Regions from separate parts of the Homo sapiens genome. Here region 1 is linked to region 2. The links are chromatin loops, found by intact Hi-C in ENCODE. Cell type or tissue: chondrocyte. All regions are shown on one strand. Links, peaks and the distances in the headings refer to the core of each region. The heading gives the core; the rest is flanking DNA.

Evidence for each region. Hi-C counts contacts between places; a loop is a spot of excess contacts. Peaks named below come from ENCODE experiments on the same cell type or tissue, not always from the same donor. Only the 100,000 strongest peaks of a DNase experiment are listed, where the experiment ranks them.
Region 1: a loop joins it to region 2, with 4 times the contacts of the local background. A loop is called at or near these places in 2 of 110 quality-filtered maps.

The regions. Positions count from the first base shown.
Region 1 is chr4:75,991,662-76,000,000 of GRCh38, forward strand. It overlaps SDAD1-AS1 (SDAD1 antisense RNA 1), which reads left to right. Exons shown (of 3, transcript NR_125906.1): 2 at 4,445-5,083. Among named protein-coding and RNA genes, the nearest start is that of SDAD1, 4.9 kb to the left of the region's middle. In chondrocyte, for the core only: a CTCF peak has its summit at 4,292 (motif pointing right); no DNase peak of the experiment used is centred there.
Region 2 is chr4:76,753,446-76,761,784 of GRCh38, forward strand. It overlaps SHROOM3 (shroom family member 3), which reads left to right. Exons shown (of 11, transcript NM_020859.4): 7 at 866-1,747; 8 at 3,004-3,492; 9 at 6,100-6,250. All of the region lies in intron 1 of SHROOM3-AS1 (SHROOM3 antisense RNA 1), which reads right to left. Among named protein-coding and RNA genes, the nearest start is that of SHROOM3-AS1, 45 kb to the right of the region's middle. RefSeq lists silencers at 471-765, 5,619-5,688. In chondrocyte, for the core only: CTCF peaks have their summits at 5,053 (motif pointing left) and 5,257; a DNase peak (open chromatin) is centred at 1,156.

The DNA of each region.
Region 1 (8,339 bases), core at 165-8,164, 760 kb before region 2:
TGGTTGTTTCAACTTAGCGTGACCCATACAAGGGAAAAGAGGGCTGGATAAAATGTGATCATGTTGACCATTAATAAATGCAATTAATCGTTAAAATTCAACCATCGTTATAAGCTTTGTAAGCACTCCTCAGTCAGAGTTTTTAATTCAGATCCTGGTAATTCGAAGAGGAGAATACATTTCTACAATCTCAAGGTGTAAAAAATCAATAAGGGTTGAATGAATGAGGTAGGGTGTTGTGAATTAGAGAGAGAGAAAAAAAAACCTAATTACCCACCCTGTGCCAGGCACTATTCCAAGCACTTGTATTAACTTATTTAATCCTCAGAACAACCCTCTAAAATAGGTGCTATTGTTATCTACATTTTACAGAAGAGGAAACAAGCTCAGGGAAGTTGACTGCCTCAATTCATAGCCTGTGAGGAAGATGAGATTTCAATCTAGACAGTCTTGATTGTAACTACATGAGAAAAAACATAGCCTAACAGCTGGTAGCTGGTTGCTGGTCTGGCAAAATAGCCAGACAATAGGGTTCTGCTTAACCAAAGCAATTTTATAGAACGCCAACCTCATCTGTGACGATGATAAAATGAGCCCCAAACAAAACAACTCTGTAATCACACCTGCACACAAAATAAAGAATGCTTCACAAACCATGTTATTCAGCTGCTTTTGGAGAATGACTTATTTATTAATTATCAAATCAGTTACCTGTGAAGTTAAGAAATAAATGTCAGCAATAAATCTTTTTTAAAAAGCATAGATTTAAATTAAAATTTTTTGGCTAGGTTGTTTTAGTGAGGGCAAAAAAAGTATTCTCAAAACAAAATCTGGCTAAGTGTGGTAGCTCAAGCCTGTAATCCCAGAACTTTGGGAAGCCAAGGTGGGAGAACCACTTGAGCTGGGTAGTTCAAGACTAGCCTGGGCAATATAGTGAGACCCCATCTCTACCAAAAAGTTGAAAAATCAGCCAGGCATGGTGGCACAGGCTTGTGGTCCAAGCTACTGAGGAGGCTGAAGCAAAAGGGTTGCTTGAGCCCAGGAGGTTAAGGTTGCAGTGAAGCACTGCACACCAGCCTGGGCAATACAGTGAGACCCTGTCTCAAAAAAAAAAAAAAAAGAAAAAAGACTGCGTACAGGTACTTGAAAATGTCTGGTGTATTGAAACAATAGCCATAAGTTTGGTGTGACTAAAGGCTGGGAGGGCAGGGTGCAGCAGGGAAAGAGCTGAGAAGGTTATATTGTCCTGATATGAAAGGCTTTAATTGCTATTCTAAGGAGGGCATATAGGTCAGTTCATTTTACCTCCAGCAGCATGGAAGGCAGGATTTGTTTTTGATAAATGAGAACTCTAAGACTAAGAGTGGCTAACTGAATATATATTTTTCAGATGTTAAATAATTTGGGTATCTAAGGCCAACATCTCTGCTTTCATGTGAAATTCCATCCTTTATTTTTAAAATTATAATGTATTTATTTTATAGCTTTATTAAGATATAATTGATGTACAACAAACTACCCAGTGAACAATTTGATAAGTTTTGACATATGTATGTACCCATAAAACCATCATCACAATCAAAATAATGACTATATCCATCATCCCCAAACGTTCCTTGTGCCTCATCATCCCCAGACAAACACACATCTGCTTTCTGTCACCAAAGATATGTCTGTGTTTGCTGGAATTGTATACAAATGGAATCATACAGTACCTATTATTTGAGGTCAAGGTTCTTTCACTTAGCATAATTATTTTGAAATGTATCCATGGTGTTGTATGTATCAATAGTTCACTCCTTTTATTCCTGAGTAGTATTCCATCATATAGACATATTGCAATTTGTTTATCCATTCACTAGTTGCTGGATATTTGGGTTGTTTCCAGTTTTGGCTGTGAACATTCATGTTCAAGTCTCTTTTTAAGAGATAGGGTGTTGCTCTGTCACCAAGGGTGGAGTGCAGTGGCATGATCATAGCTCACTGCAGCCTTGAACTCCTAAACTCAGCCTCCCTAGTAGCTGGGACTACAGGTGGTGTGCCACCATGCCCAGCTAATTTAAAAAAATATATTTTTGGCTGGGCTCAGTGGCTCACGCCTGTAATCCCAGCACTTTGGGAGGCCGAGGCGGCGGGTCACGAGGTCAGGAGATCGAGATCATCCTGGCCAACATGGTGAAACTCCGTCTCTGCTAAAAAATACAAAAAATTAGCCGGGCGTGGTGGCGCGCACCTGTAGTCCCAGCTACTCAGGAGGCTGAGGCAGGGGAGTCGGTTGAACCCAGGAGGTGGAGGTTGCAGTGAGCCAAGATCGCACCACTGCACTCCAACCTTGGTGACAGAGCAAGACTCCGTCTCAAAAAAAAAAAAAAAAAAAAAAAAAAATATATATATATATATAAAAGACAGGGTCTCACTATGTTGTCCAGGCTGGTCTTGAATTCCTGGCCTCAAGTGATCCTCCCGCCTTGGCCTCTCAAAGTGTTGGGATTACAGGCTTGAGCCACCATGTCGTGCCATCAAGTCTCTATGTGGACATAAATATCTTGGTAAATGTCTAGGAATAGAATAACTGGATCAATATGATAGGTTTACGTGTAACTTTTAAGAAACTGCCGATCAATCTTTTGCTTCTACCATTCCACTGAAACTGTTTTTTATCAAGATCACCAATCACATCAATTTTCATTATTTAACTTAACCTGCAGCATTGGACACAGTTGGTCTCTCCCTTCTCCTGGAAACATACTTGGTAACTGACCTTTAACTGGTCTCTCTGCATTTTCCCTTACCCTCTTACACTGTATTTCCATGTAGTGGTCAGAGAGAGCCTTAAATGGATCAGGTTATTCTTCCAACTTCCCTTCTCACTCAGAGTAAAAGCTGAAGTTCTTCAGTGGCATAGAAGGCTGTTATGAACTGCATGATTGTGTCCCGCCAAATTCATATGTTGAAACCCTAACCCCCAATGGGATGGTATTAGGAGGTAATTAGTTCATGAAGGTGGAGTCCTCATGATGAGATTATCATCCTTGTAAGAAGAGACACAAGAAAGCTTACCTCCTTTCTCTCTGATCTCTGCCATGTGAGGATACGAGAAAACATCTGTTTGCAAATCAAGAAGAGTGCCTCATCAAATACTAAGATACTAGATCTGCTGGCACCTAGATTTTGGACTTGCCAGCCTCCAGAACTGTGAGGAATAAATGTTTGTTGTTGAAGTCATCGAGTCTGTGGTAATTTGTTATAGCAGCCCAAAACCTTATATGATCTGACCCCACACTATCTCACTGGGCTCCTCTCCCATCACTCTCCCCTTTGCTTACTCTGCGCCCCTTCAACCCTGCAATGATCCCCTAGCTGCCTTAAATGTGTCAAACTTCAGGCCTTCACACTTGCTGTTTCCTCTGATTCAAGTGCCACAAGCCTTGCTCTCTCATTGTCAAGTCTCTGCTCAAATGACAACTTATTAGAGATGTCTTCCCTGACCTCACAGCCCTCTGCTCACCCCACACTCCCTTCCCCTGCTTCATTTTCTCCAAAGCCCTTATCCGTCTCTGATATATCGTATACTTACTAGTTTAGTTGTTTATTGCCTGTCTTTATGCACTAGAATATGAGCTTAATGAAGACTGTTTTGTTCATTGTCTATCCTGTACACTTGGAGCAATGCATGCATATAATAGGTAATCAGTTAATATTTGTTGAATGAATGAATGAATGCATGGATAATCTCTAATGACTTCCAATTCTTCAACTGTGTGATTTATTAAAGCAGGAACTTAAAATATCTTGGACAAACGCAGATAAAATTTACCTGAAAATCAGTAAGTGACTAACGTGTGAATCCTTGTTATTACCTTTCTCATTAGAAACCAATGATATTGACTGTGTTCGGAAAAGCCAGTCATGTCTTCATCCTTTTCTGATTAAAATATATTGTTTTATTATTATTATTATTTGAGACAGGGTCTTGCTGTGTCACTCAGGCTGGAGTTCAGTGGCACAATCATGGCTTACTGTAACCTCAGCCTCCTGGGTTCAAACTATCCTCCTGCTTCAGTCTCCCAAGTGGCTGGGACTATAGGTGTGCACCACCATGCCTGGTTAATTTTTAAATTTTTTTGTAGAAATGAGGGACCGGGTGGGTGGGTCTGGCTATGTTGCCTGGGCTGGTCTCAAACTTCTGGGCTCAAGTGATCCTCCCGCCTCAGCCTCTCAAAATGTTGGGATTACAGGTGGGAGCTGCGATGTTTGGCCTATTGTTTAAAAAAACTGTTAGATTAGCCACTAGAGGGAGCTCATGCTTTTCTTGTTAACGGGAAAATTACATGATTTGACATGCCCACAAACTAAACAGAAATCTCATAAAGAATTATAGTCCTTAAAGCTAATTTAATTTTTTATTGCATTTTCTTTCTTCTTTCTTTCTTTCTTTTTTTAGACGGAGTCTCACTCTGTTGCCACGCTGGAATGCAGTGGCACGATCTCGGCTCACTGCAACCTCCGACTCTCTGGTTCAAGCGATTCTCCTGCCTCAGCCTCCTGAATAGCTAGGATTACAGGCATGCGCCACCACGCCCAGCTAATTTTTCTAGTTTTAGTAGAGACGGGGTTTCACCATGTTGGCCAGGATGGTCTCGATCTCCTGACCTCGTGATCCGTCCGCCTTGGCCTCCCCAAGTGCTGAGATTACAGGCGTGAGCCACCGCACCCGGCCTTTTATTGTACTTTCTTCCTCCTCTCTCTCTTTTACAGCTTTGTTATGAGTTTTCCCCACAAGCCCATGTATTTCTTTGCTCCTGTGGGCAGCGAAAACTTTTGGCCTTGCCTCTGGACAAATCTATCAGGGCTGATAGATTTTGTCATTGGTACAGGCCCTCGCTTCTCATCCACCTCCACTGCCTCTCTTTTTGCTGATCCAAGGTCCCCAACATTCTCCCTAGCTGGCAGAGATCATCCCTGTTTCCCCATTATTCAGAGAAATTTAGCTTAGTTTTGCTTTAACTTCCATACCATCAAAAGTCCTAGGCCCATCTCTCCCTAATCAAAGGCTCCATACAAAAGAGACATCTGCCCTGAGGTAAATTCTGAGGCTTTCAGTATTGCAGAAGTGATTGCTGGCATTTCTTTTTCTAAGCAACACATTTTTTCCCTCTCTGTTATATAGTTTATTTTGACATGTATCCTCTTACCTAATAGATTGTGATTTTTAGTTCTTCATTCCAGAGGAAATGCAGGTTGTCTACTCCAATGGTTAAAGAAAGCTGGTGGTAGATGGCTGTACCTACTTGGTCCTATACTCTACCAGAAGGCAGAGGCCAAGATTTAGTTTTCTGGAGATGGAGATACCAGCAAGTCCTTCCTTCTTTTTTTCTTTGAGCAAAACAAATTCTTTATTAAAACAGTTGACTTGAAACAGTATATTATATCTAAAGGAAGAGTTTTTTTTTAATCTGTATAGCAGACTTTTAAAGAAAGCAACTAGTTATGTATAACTTGACACCTTTCCCTCTAATCTTTTGTCAGTTTGCCCCAGTTCATAATCTTATTAATGGACTTAGATTAGACTGTTCCTTTGTGATTTATTCATCTCCTTAAAATGTAGGGTCCAAAGTTGAAAGTTCCCTCCTGAGAACTTTAAACCAATGTGGGTATCAAAATGCCTCAAGTGACTTCTTGGCTTGTGATGACTTGGGAGCTAATTCCACTCCCTATTAAGAAGTGTTGCCTGTTTTTCTTTCTCATTTAATTTCATCTCCTGTCTATATAGGCCAAAAACGAGACAGTACCTAAAGTATCTGTGATTGTAGTCTCTCTTTATCTTCCTTTCCAATAAGAAGGCAACTTTCCAGTTTCCCCGTAAGGATAAAACAACTACAGATAGCTTCCTCCCAGTTAACTGACCTAGAGATCGCTAGCATTTATTTATTTATTTATTTATTTAATTTATTTTGAGACAGAGTCTCACTCTGTTGCCCAGGCTGGAGAGCAGTGGCACGATCTCAGCTCACTGCAAACTCCGCCTCCTGGGTTCAAACGATTCTTGTGCCTCAGCCTCTCAAGTAGTGGAGATTACTGGCGTGTGCCACCACGCCCAGCTAATTTTTGTATTTTGAGTAGAGACAGGGTTTCACTATGTTGGCCAGGCTGGTCTCAAACTCCTGACCCCAAGTGATCCAGCCACCTTGGCTGGGATTACAGGCGTGAGCCATGGTACCTGGCCACTAGCATTTAAATTCATAAGAATAGTTTACAGATTAAATACGTCTGAGTCTTTTATCCATTGCTCTAATGTATAAAATTTGTTCAGGCACAGACTGCTTTCTAGTATAGCAAAATAATTGAAGATTTTAATCATAGAACAATCCTTACTAGTTAAAGTCATTTTATGACAGGGCATGGAGGTGGATATCAGTGTGGCCAGGAGGATTCTGGGATGGAGTCATGGGAAAAGTGGGACTTGAATCATGTGTAGGTGGGAGTCAGATGAGTTGGAAAGTAGGACAGGGCGAATAAAAGAATGAGCAATGCGAGGGCAGAAATGAGCATGAGATGAACATGACAAGAGTAGTTGAAATTGATTTGGAAAAGGCCTAAAATGAAAATTTAGGGTGAAGTATATGTCAATCAACTAAAAAATACATATTAGGAGCTTCCTAAGTGCCAGGCACTGCTCTAGGCATGCAGTAGTGGGGAAGACAAAGTTTCCATGGTCGAGAAACCTAAATTTGTACATGTGGTAGGGTAGGAGGGAAGATATAAGTACACACATTATTTTAAAAGGTAATTGTAGATTGTGATGGTTTGATCATTATATCTAATCATGATAAAAGAAAATGAAACAGACTCTAGCCACCGGATTTTTAAAATTGTGTACCCTTCTAGTTAAAATTAGAACAGCCATCCCATCTATGTATGTTTTGTTCTCTTGTTAGTTTATATTAGCATTATTAATATGATCTTCCACAGGAATTTCTTAGCAGGAGTCTTTTAGAGCCACTTGCCCATTTTGTGAAGGTTGGCTTAGTGAGCACTCTGTCTTGTAATCCTTAAATCCCCTTAACTACATGCACATAAATGGAAACTCATGTTGCAATCTGCAGAAGGTGAATGACTGAGTGAGGGCACATGCCAGCCCCTCAGTTGTGGCGATGTCACCTTTTCCTCAGGAATTTCTTAGCAGGAGTCTTTTAGAGCCACTTGCCCATTTTGTGAAGGTTGGCTTAGTGAGCACTCTGTCTTGTAATCCTTAAATCCCCTTAACTACATGCACATAAATGGAAACTCATGTTGCAATCTGCAGAAGGTGAATGACTGAGTGAGGGCACATGCCAGCCCCTCAGTTGTGGCGATGTCACCTTTTCCTCAGGAAATTAGCACATGACAAATGATTTACAGTCAATTTTCAGTTTTTTCTTGTTTTTTAGACAAAAATGTAAGTTCTAAATATTTTCATCAACTCCATAAGGTACACACACTGGAACCACTACCACTACCAGAGAGAGAGTCTGGGGAAAGAGTGGTTATTTTACTAAGGGTCATAAGAGAAGGGGACTCTGTGAAGTGACATTTAAACTGAGACTTAAGTGATGAGGCAAGAACCGCCATGCAAAGAAGTGTGTGTAGGCCCAGGTGTTTCAGGGAAGCAGAGCCACTATGAGTATTATGAGGATAAAAATTTACTATAGGATTCAGATCTCACAGATGAGGAAGGATCTCAGGGAGTGAACATCTAGAAGGGAGAGTCAGGGGATCAGAGGAAGAATCAGTGACTGGTCCATCAGAAGCACTGGGACAGTTGGACAAATAGAGCTTGTGTGAAAAATCCAAGAAGTTAAGCCCGTTCAGCGCCAAATTGGGGCTGCTAGGGTCTATGGGAGCTGTTGCTTCTGTGTAACTACCGCCTCTGTGGGTCCACTGCCAAATATCTGGGTGGGGGGCCTGGGACCATCACTGATCATGAGGCCAGCAGTCCTGAGCATAAGCTGAACATGGAGGAAAAGAGCAAGGACAAGCTGGGATCCACTGGCTACCAGTGTGTCTGTCAATATGTCTAATCAAGATTAAGGGTCACTCCTTCACTTTTGATTTCCAAATCTCACATGAGTTCTTCTTTGGCTAACTATAACCTGGAACCACACAGGGAAGGAGATTCTGGGAAATGTAGTTGTAAGACTAACCAAGTTGATATAGTACAACCCAGAACCACAGGGAACAAAAACCCCAGAAGGCAATGAATTCAGTGTGCTCAAGAGACATACAGAAAAAAGGTGATGCTGAGGCTCAACAAAGGAGGGGAGGGTAGAGGGAGCATGATTAGATAAGCAGGCAGATCC
Region 2 (8,339 bases), core at 108-8,107:
ACTCCAGATCCACTCACATAGCCAGTCAGGGAACTGCAGACAGGGAATGTACAAATCACGGTGGGTTTGCTGGAGAGCTTTTTATCCTCACATTAACTCTTGCATAGCAGGTAGTGCCACAGACTCTTTTTTCTGTTTTGTTTTGTGGATTTTTCTCCTTTAGAACACAATAACAAAAGTTTTGCGAATTGTTGGGTTTTTCCTCGGAGTCTAGCGTACAGTTGTTTAAATCACCATGTACTATATTTGCTTATTATTGCCAGCCTCTTTCTCCAGAGGTAACTGCTTATTAGCTCCTTAGGTGAGACTCTCCCCCTCCTTTTTATTTTTCATCAGATGAAATGAAAACACTAGGAGAGTAAGCAAAAGTTGTAAATAAAACCTTCAAATTCAGCAGCCCATGCAAATGCTTTCAAAACAGACCTCCCCCGTGGGGATCGCACTGGGAGAGAAGAAGGCAGCATTATTTTTCCCCAGAGCTGGGAGCTATTTCCTGAAGTAGTCCTAAAAGGGGCTGAAGAAATGTACTGTTTGTTTTTATAGCCTGAAGCCTGTCCTCAAAAGCTGCCTTATGTTGCATGGTGTGTACAGGATGTGGGGGCGGTGAGAGGGTTAATAAAAGAAAATGCCTTGTGAACCCAGTCATTCCATGTGACATTTTCCTGTAGGAATTTATGCCTGCCTAGTACTGGTTTAACTTGGGTCTTCCTGTGAGCAGCCAGGGAAGACAGTGTGCAGTTTCTGGGGGAAGGAAAAGAGGTCCTCCTTCCTCTTAAATGCTTTTCTCATCTATGTAAGGAGCATTGGGCTGCATGTTTGCCCCTTTCTTCAGAGCTGTAACCCTCCTGTCTGTGTGCCGTTCCAGGTCACTCAGTTGTTCAGAAAGAGGCCAAGAAGAGATGCTGCCGCTCTTCCACCATCTCACCCCTCGTTGGGGTGGTTCAGGCTGCAAAGCCATTGGTGATTCCTCCGTTCCTAGTGAATGTCCTGGAACCCTGGACCATCAGAGGCAAGCCAGTAGGACACCCTGCCCCAGGCCACCACTGGCAGGAACGCAAGGGCTGGTCACAGACACCAGGGCTGCACCCCTGACCCCAATTGGCACCCCTCTGCCTTCAGCCATTCCCTCTGGCTACTGCTCACAGGACGGTCAGACAGGGCGACAGCCTCTCCCGCCCTACACCCCTGCCATGATGCACAGAAGCAATGGTCACACCCTGACCCAGCCTCCCGGTCCAAGAGGCTGTGAGGGCGATGGCCCAGAGCATGGGGTAGAAGAGGGAACGAGGAAGAGGGTCTCGCTGCCTCAGTGGCCACCTCCTTCTCGAGCAAAGTGGGCCCACGCAGCCAGAGAGGACAGCCTTCCTGAGGAATCCTCAGCCCCTGATTTTGCAAACCTGAAGCACTATCAAAAACAGCAGAGTCTTCCAAGTTTATGCAGCACTTCTGACCCAGACACACCTCTTGGGGCCCCGAGCACTCCAGGGAGGATCTCCCTCCGAATATCTGAGTCTGTCCTGCGGGACTCCCCGCCACCTCATGAGGATTATGAAGACGAAGTGTTTGTGAGGGATCCGCACCCCAAGGCCACGTCCAGCCCCACATTTGAACCTCTTCCCCCACCCCCACCTCCTCCACCGAGTCAGGAAACCCCGGTGTATAGCATGGATGACTTCCCTCCACCTCCTCCCCACACTGTATGTGAGGCGCAGCTGGACAGTGAGGATCCCGAGGGGCCACGCCCCAGGTGAGTGAGCAGACTGGGCAGCTTTCCCCCACTAACAGGAGAGTGTCATGCCCCAGGTGGCCCAGGTCCTTCTGCTGGCCACAGAAGAACCCTGGCATGGAGATGTTTCTATACAGCTCAGCTCAGGACACTGTTGATCTGTTTGCCTCAGGAGGTAGTTGGACCAGTGTCATTGGGTACTGAGGAGTCAGGGTGGCAGAAATGAAAGCTGGGACCCAAGGGGCACATTTCACTTCTGGGGACAGGATAGGCTTAGGCGGTCCAAGTAAATCCCTCCTCCCTGGATGAGTTCTGAATCAGTTAGGAAATAAGACAAAAGAGGAGGGCATATAGAAGACAAAAACATCACTTTTATTACTGACAGAGCTAACATTAAAGAATATGGCTTCAGATTGTAAGTGGGTCTCTTGATACTGAACCCCCAAGTTAAACAGCTTTACCTACCTCATCAAAGGTCATGTTAGACACACAAATACACATAGATATTAATATATACAGCCTTGAGGCAGCCTCAGTCTCAAAAGAGAAGAGAGACTGGGATGTGAATGCTCAGCTTCTCTTTCCAAAATCACTCCATGTCCATAGGGAGGAATAAAGAGTAGGGCTCAAGGTCAGTAATGTTTAGGGAAAACCTCTTGGAAGCTAGGAGAATGAGAAAGAAGCATTCCCCAACACATAGTCCCTAGAACAAGTAATCTCTCAAAACACCAAAAAAACACATTGCCTGACAGCACCTTTTGAGTGGCTTTCTTTAAACACCACAAGAGTGACTTACTACCACTACCCCTGTTAACCTAGACCTTTCAGAAATCTCTGGAATCTAACAGCAACATTCACCAGAACTGAATTCCTAGTCCATCTTCCTCAGGAGATGACAACCTCCTGACCAGCTGCTGGGCTCAGGAGCCCCTTTAGAGTGCTGTTGTTTTCTAAAGAAGGGGTTGATCTCAAATGTGACTATCTCACCCTACTCCTATGTATATATCTATGTATGTTTGTGTGTCTAGCATGACCTGTGACTAGGTAGGTAAATGTTTTTAGTTTCGGGGTTCAGTATCAGGAGACCCACTTATAATCAGAAGCCATATTCTTTAACATTAGCTCTGTCAGTAACATGTGGAAGATGTGGAAAGCTACAGCCCTGATGTGGAAAGCTTCTCCCTCAGTCTTTCTCCACCCTCTTATCATCACCCTTCTCTTATCACTCTCTCTTTCTCTCTCTCTCTTTTTTTTTTTTTTTTAAATATCCCTGGCAGCTTCAACAAACTTTCTAAAGTGACAATTGCAAGGGAAAGGCACATGCCTGGTGCAGCCCATGTGGTAGGTAGTCAGACACTGGCTTCCAGACTCCAAACTTCTATCAAGGGTTCAGAGGCTGAGTCCACACCACCCTCCTTCATGAGCGTTCACGCCCAACTTGCTGGGTCTCTTGGTGGGCAGCCAGCACCCATCCAGACTCAAAGCCTCAGCCATGATCCAGTCAGTGGAACTCAGGGTTTAGAAAAGAAAGTCAGTCCTGATCCTCAGAAGAGTTCAGAAGACATCAGAACAGAGGCTTTGGCCAAGGAAATTGTCCACCAAGACAAATCTCTAGCAGACATTTTGGATCCAGACTCCAGGCTGAAGACAACAATGGACCTGATGGAAGGTTTGTTTCCCCGAGATGTGAACTTGCTGAAGGAAAACAGTGTAAAGAGGAAGGCCATACAGAGAACTGTCAGCTCTTCAGGATGTGAAGGCAAGAGGTAAGTCCCTGGTGATGTCCTCAGAGAGACTTACAATCACACTCCTTCCATGGGGATGATGATAAGTCTAGGACTAGTTGCCTGATGTTCTCCTACTGCCACAGCTCCTGAACCAAGAGTGACATTTTATCTCAGTCTTGGAGGAATGGCTCTGGCAGTGAGGATGTGGGACAGATATGCAACAACAAAGAAAGTAATAGTAATAATTATAATAATTGCCATTAGTACCCATTGTTAACGTTGTGTGTCAAACATTGTATTAATTTATTTATATCAACATTATTTAATTTTCACAAGAACTTTCTGAGGTGGCTACCAATTTTACCTCCATTTACAAATGAGGAAACTGAAGTACAGAGGAATTAAGACCATGCTCACCAAGGTCATTGAACATGTGAGTGATGGCACCTGGATTTGATCACAGCCCCATGACTGTGCCTGTCTCCAGCAATTACACAGTGCCCCCAGCTCAGCAAAGGTGTACTTGCCGGTTCTGTATCAGAGCTGCTCTGGCAGAGAGGCCCTCAGAGCTCGGTGCTGGGAAAGGAGCAAGTGGAAGTGGTGAGCGTGGCCAACGTCTTGCCAAGACTGAGAGGGGAAGGGCTTTGTAAGGAGGAGAGCCTAGAGAAATAGATTCGTGTACTACACTGACCCTTACCTCTGAGGCATTAAGGTGGGTGTTGGCGCAAATCCTGAAAATCAGGAAAGGTCTGAGTAGGAGCGCACTGTCTGGTTTGGCCCAGTCCGTGAGCCTCTGCTTCTGAAGCTCCTTGAGCCAGCCATGTAACACGTGTCCCAGTGTGCAGTCTGTGCTTTTCATTTCTCCTGGGTTACTGCAGTATTTTCTTGCATGTTTTATTTCCTTAAAAGACTACTATGAGAAAGACTGAGTAGCTTTCATTTTCTCTTAAATTTTCAGTGAAATCTTTGTGGATTGACAGTCTGGGACTCAGCAGTTAGTGGCTTCCAGACTAAATAAAAACAGAACATTTTATCCAAATTTGGGATTGCATTTTAAAAATTTCCAACTGATCCTAACTAAATTACTAACAGGAACACCACGTTTCATTTTATGGGGGAGAGAGAAAGGAAAGAGCTATGTGATACTTACAAGCTATTTGTCACATTGTCAGAGGCTCTTCTGATTCAAGGCCTTAACTGTCACCTTGTCCATTTCACTGCTTTTATTTTCAGATTTGGGAAACAGACTAATTGAGGTGAAGTGATTTATCCAGGGTCATGTCTTTAGCAAACACATACTGAGCACCTACAATGTGCAAGGCAATCCACTGGGTACTATGGGGACCCCAAAGATAAGATTTTTGTAGGTGTGCCAGTCAGTTCACCATGGGTGGTTGCAGTATGGTCATTCTGTTCTCTGACCACTGGCTGAAGGACCAAAGTAACATCCTTAGCAAAGTATTTCCTAGCATTACCACTGGAAATATATGTTTGCTCCGTCAGTTTAGAAGCAGAATGGTCATGGAGCTTTTGCAGCACTGAGACCTTCCTGGGGATTTAAAAAAAAAAAAAAAAAGGCATGCGCCATCTCCTGGTGGAAATAAGCATTGTCCTGTTGGGCATGAGATGGCCAGTAGCCATTGTGAGGGTTGGTCAGATGCCAGAGAATCCCATTTGTAATGCGGTGGACATATCTGAAAACAAAAACAAACAAAAATGTATCAGAAAATCTTTTCCCTGTCTTTCAATTAACTGGATTAAATGTGGTCATTGTTGCTTACTGGGACAGTTATCAAGCAGGAAACTAGTAAAGATGATTTTTTGTGTGTGTGGTTCCTAATTTCATAGTAAAATGATGGGCTAGATGTTAAATAATATCACAAGATTAAATAAAGTTCCTCTCCAAGAGAATCGTACTTCCATAGAGTCATTTATTCAGTGGGTAGGATATGAATTATAGGCTGAAAGGCAACTCAAATGTGGTAAAACAGAGAACTACTAGATAGCAGGTTTCTCAATTCTGAGTTTTTTCTTCAGCCTTAAAACATCCCTATTATATTATCAATGAGTAGATTTTATATCTTGTATTAGTTCACTGCGGACCAGCAAACTGCAGATTTCCCAGGATTATATGGGATAGCAGGCACACTTGAGAAGGAAAAATTTTGTGTGTTCAAGCAACAGTGCATAGTAGGCACTAGAAAGATTACATGTAACCAAAGGAGTATAGGAAATAATTGACCTAAAACCTGAGGTTTGTGCAGCACCTTGAAAATACTTTCACATTGATTGAGTCATGGTTCCACACTGCCTTTCTCTGAAATAAGGAGTCAGTGTCGTTCTTATATGAATCACAAAAGCAGAGAGGTTAAATGTCTTCTCCAGAGTCAGCTGGCGAGGCCATAGCCTTGACTCCCACTGTCATCCCTAATGCTGCTTTTGGTGGTTTTCCATCCCAAGTTTGCCTGGCTTCAACAGCCCTGTACATAGTAATCACTCATTAGTTAACAGTTACTAGTTTATCCTAATTTCTGGGAAAGAAATTAAATAGAATTGTTACGCACTTCTGAATGGACTGACATCTGCAGTGAAACAAAGCCTCTGGCGTGATCTGTGTGGCTATACTTTGTGCTCTTTTTGGCCCAGGAATGAAGACAAGGAAGCAGTGAGCATGTTGGTTAACTGCCCTGCCTACTACAGTGTGTCTGCTCCCAAGGCTGAGCTACTGAACAAAATCAAAGAGATGCCAGCAGAAGTGAATGAGGAAGAGGAACAGGCAGATGTCAATGAAAAGAAGGTAAATAAAGAATGGGATGCCCTTGTTCAGCTTTCCTCAGAAAAATTGACAAGGTCCATGTAATCAGCGTGGTGACTGGGCCTCTTGAGGCAGGTGGGGAAAGGACCTGTCACATCACCAGATTGCACCAAAATCATTAGACTTTGGATTTACATGGCACTTTAACTAATTTCCTCTTAGCTTTTCTGTGAGTAGGCAGGGCAGGTAAGCTACTGTACTTTTCGTTTTTACAAATAACAGAAGTGAAGCTTAGAGGGATTATTAGAAGTCTCATAGCCAGGACTTGAACCCAAGTCCCTAGCCTCCTAATCCAGCACCAGGACCCCGACACTGTTCTCAGCTGCTGGTTGGCCAGTGCCAACGGTGTGTGTAATTTTCTTGTTTCATAGTCAAAAGGAAAATTTTAAAATCTAGAAACTTTTTTTAGGGAAGGAGGCCAATTGTTAAATGACACTTCTGAGAAAAAGTAATATTAACCTTTATATCTTCCCCAGCCCTTTTTGAGGGACTTCAGCGAATAGCTTGAAAGTGCAGTGCTGGAATCTAGTTGTTAGCATTTGATACTCCTACAGAGATTTCAAATGTTAAGACACTTAAAAAATGACCGTGATGCTGCTGCTGTCTTCCCACATGCCATGGAGATCTAAACTGGGCTGTGTCTGCAGGGGAGAAAGTTCTCGCCTTCCACTTTCTCTATAGCACCAGAGGGGCTGCCTTCTGCTGTGCTTGCAGCTCTCTATGCAGCTCAGGCATGTGTGCTGCAAAGGAAAGCTTGCTTGCTTCTTGCTGAGCCTGGAAGGTAAGTGGTTTTCAGTGATCCTGATTCCAGGAGAAACTTTCTAGGGTGATTTTATTTCATTTGATCTACAATGTGTCCCAAGCTGTCTTGTCTGTTGGAATGAAACCACAGGATATAGACCCTAGGAGCAGAGGGTAACTGGACAGGAGGGATCTTTGCAGCACCTCTGGGTCATGGCTAACATGCTGATGCAACCATTGTAGTAGCAAGCTCCCTGCTAGCCCAAAGTTTTCCTATTTACATACTTGTCATTGTATACCCCTGATATATATACCTACCCCAGCACTGCTGAGCACTTCATTTAACGGGTCCCCTGATTGCAAATAAGACCACTTGGCTTTTGGTCTGTCTATATTTATCCCAAAGAGAGAGCTATGTATACACCCTTACATGTATCACGTTGCCATGGCATCTTTAACTGAACGTTTTACACAATTTTTTTGTTATTTTGTTTTCTGCCTTTGGGCATACCTGCTTTACAGTTGCAGTGTGGCAAATACTCATTGCTTTTCCTCCCTATCTTAATTTTTAAGTGTTTTTTTTTCTAAGTTTTATTTTAGAATCGGGGCATAGGCAGGTTTGTTACAAAGGTATATTGCATGATCCTGAGGCTTGCTGTATGATTGTATGCATCAACCAGGTAGCGAGCATAGTACCCAATAGGTAGTTTTTTAACCTTTGTCCCCTTTCCTTCCAACCCTCTTTTATTCCCCAGTGTCTGCTGGTCCCATATTTATGTCCATGTGTACCCAATTAACTGTTTTCCCATCACTTTCAATTATCACCCTCTCACTCGAAGCATTATGTGGCAAAAAGTATTTTTAGACTGAGAATATGAAGAAATAGAGAATTCATCCATCCTCACGGGAAACAACATTAGGTAGTATGTATTTCATTCCAAGTGTGGGCTATGTATTTGATTTTCTTTTCAACACAATGCTGTACTATCTTACTTGCACAAAACTCCTCTGACACTTGTACTACCACATTTTATGCTAATCAGAATTAGAGAATTTAAGGGCTGGGGTCACACAGTTAATAGATGCTAAAGTCAGATTTAACCTTATGTCTTTCTGACCCCAAAGCCTGCTAAAAATTGCTCCCAGGTCAGCTGCCTTTAAACCTTGCTGCCCTGGGAACTGAGCTAAACTGGAGGTTCTCTGGGTATAACTAACCAGAGCTAGAGTTTGAGATTAAAACCAGTTAAAACCCATTTTAAACCAAAAATATGAGAACAGCAGTGTCCGTGACTTGAGGACTGAGGAGTTTCGAGTCATTTGGAGTGCCTTT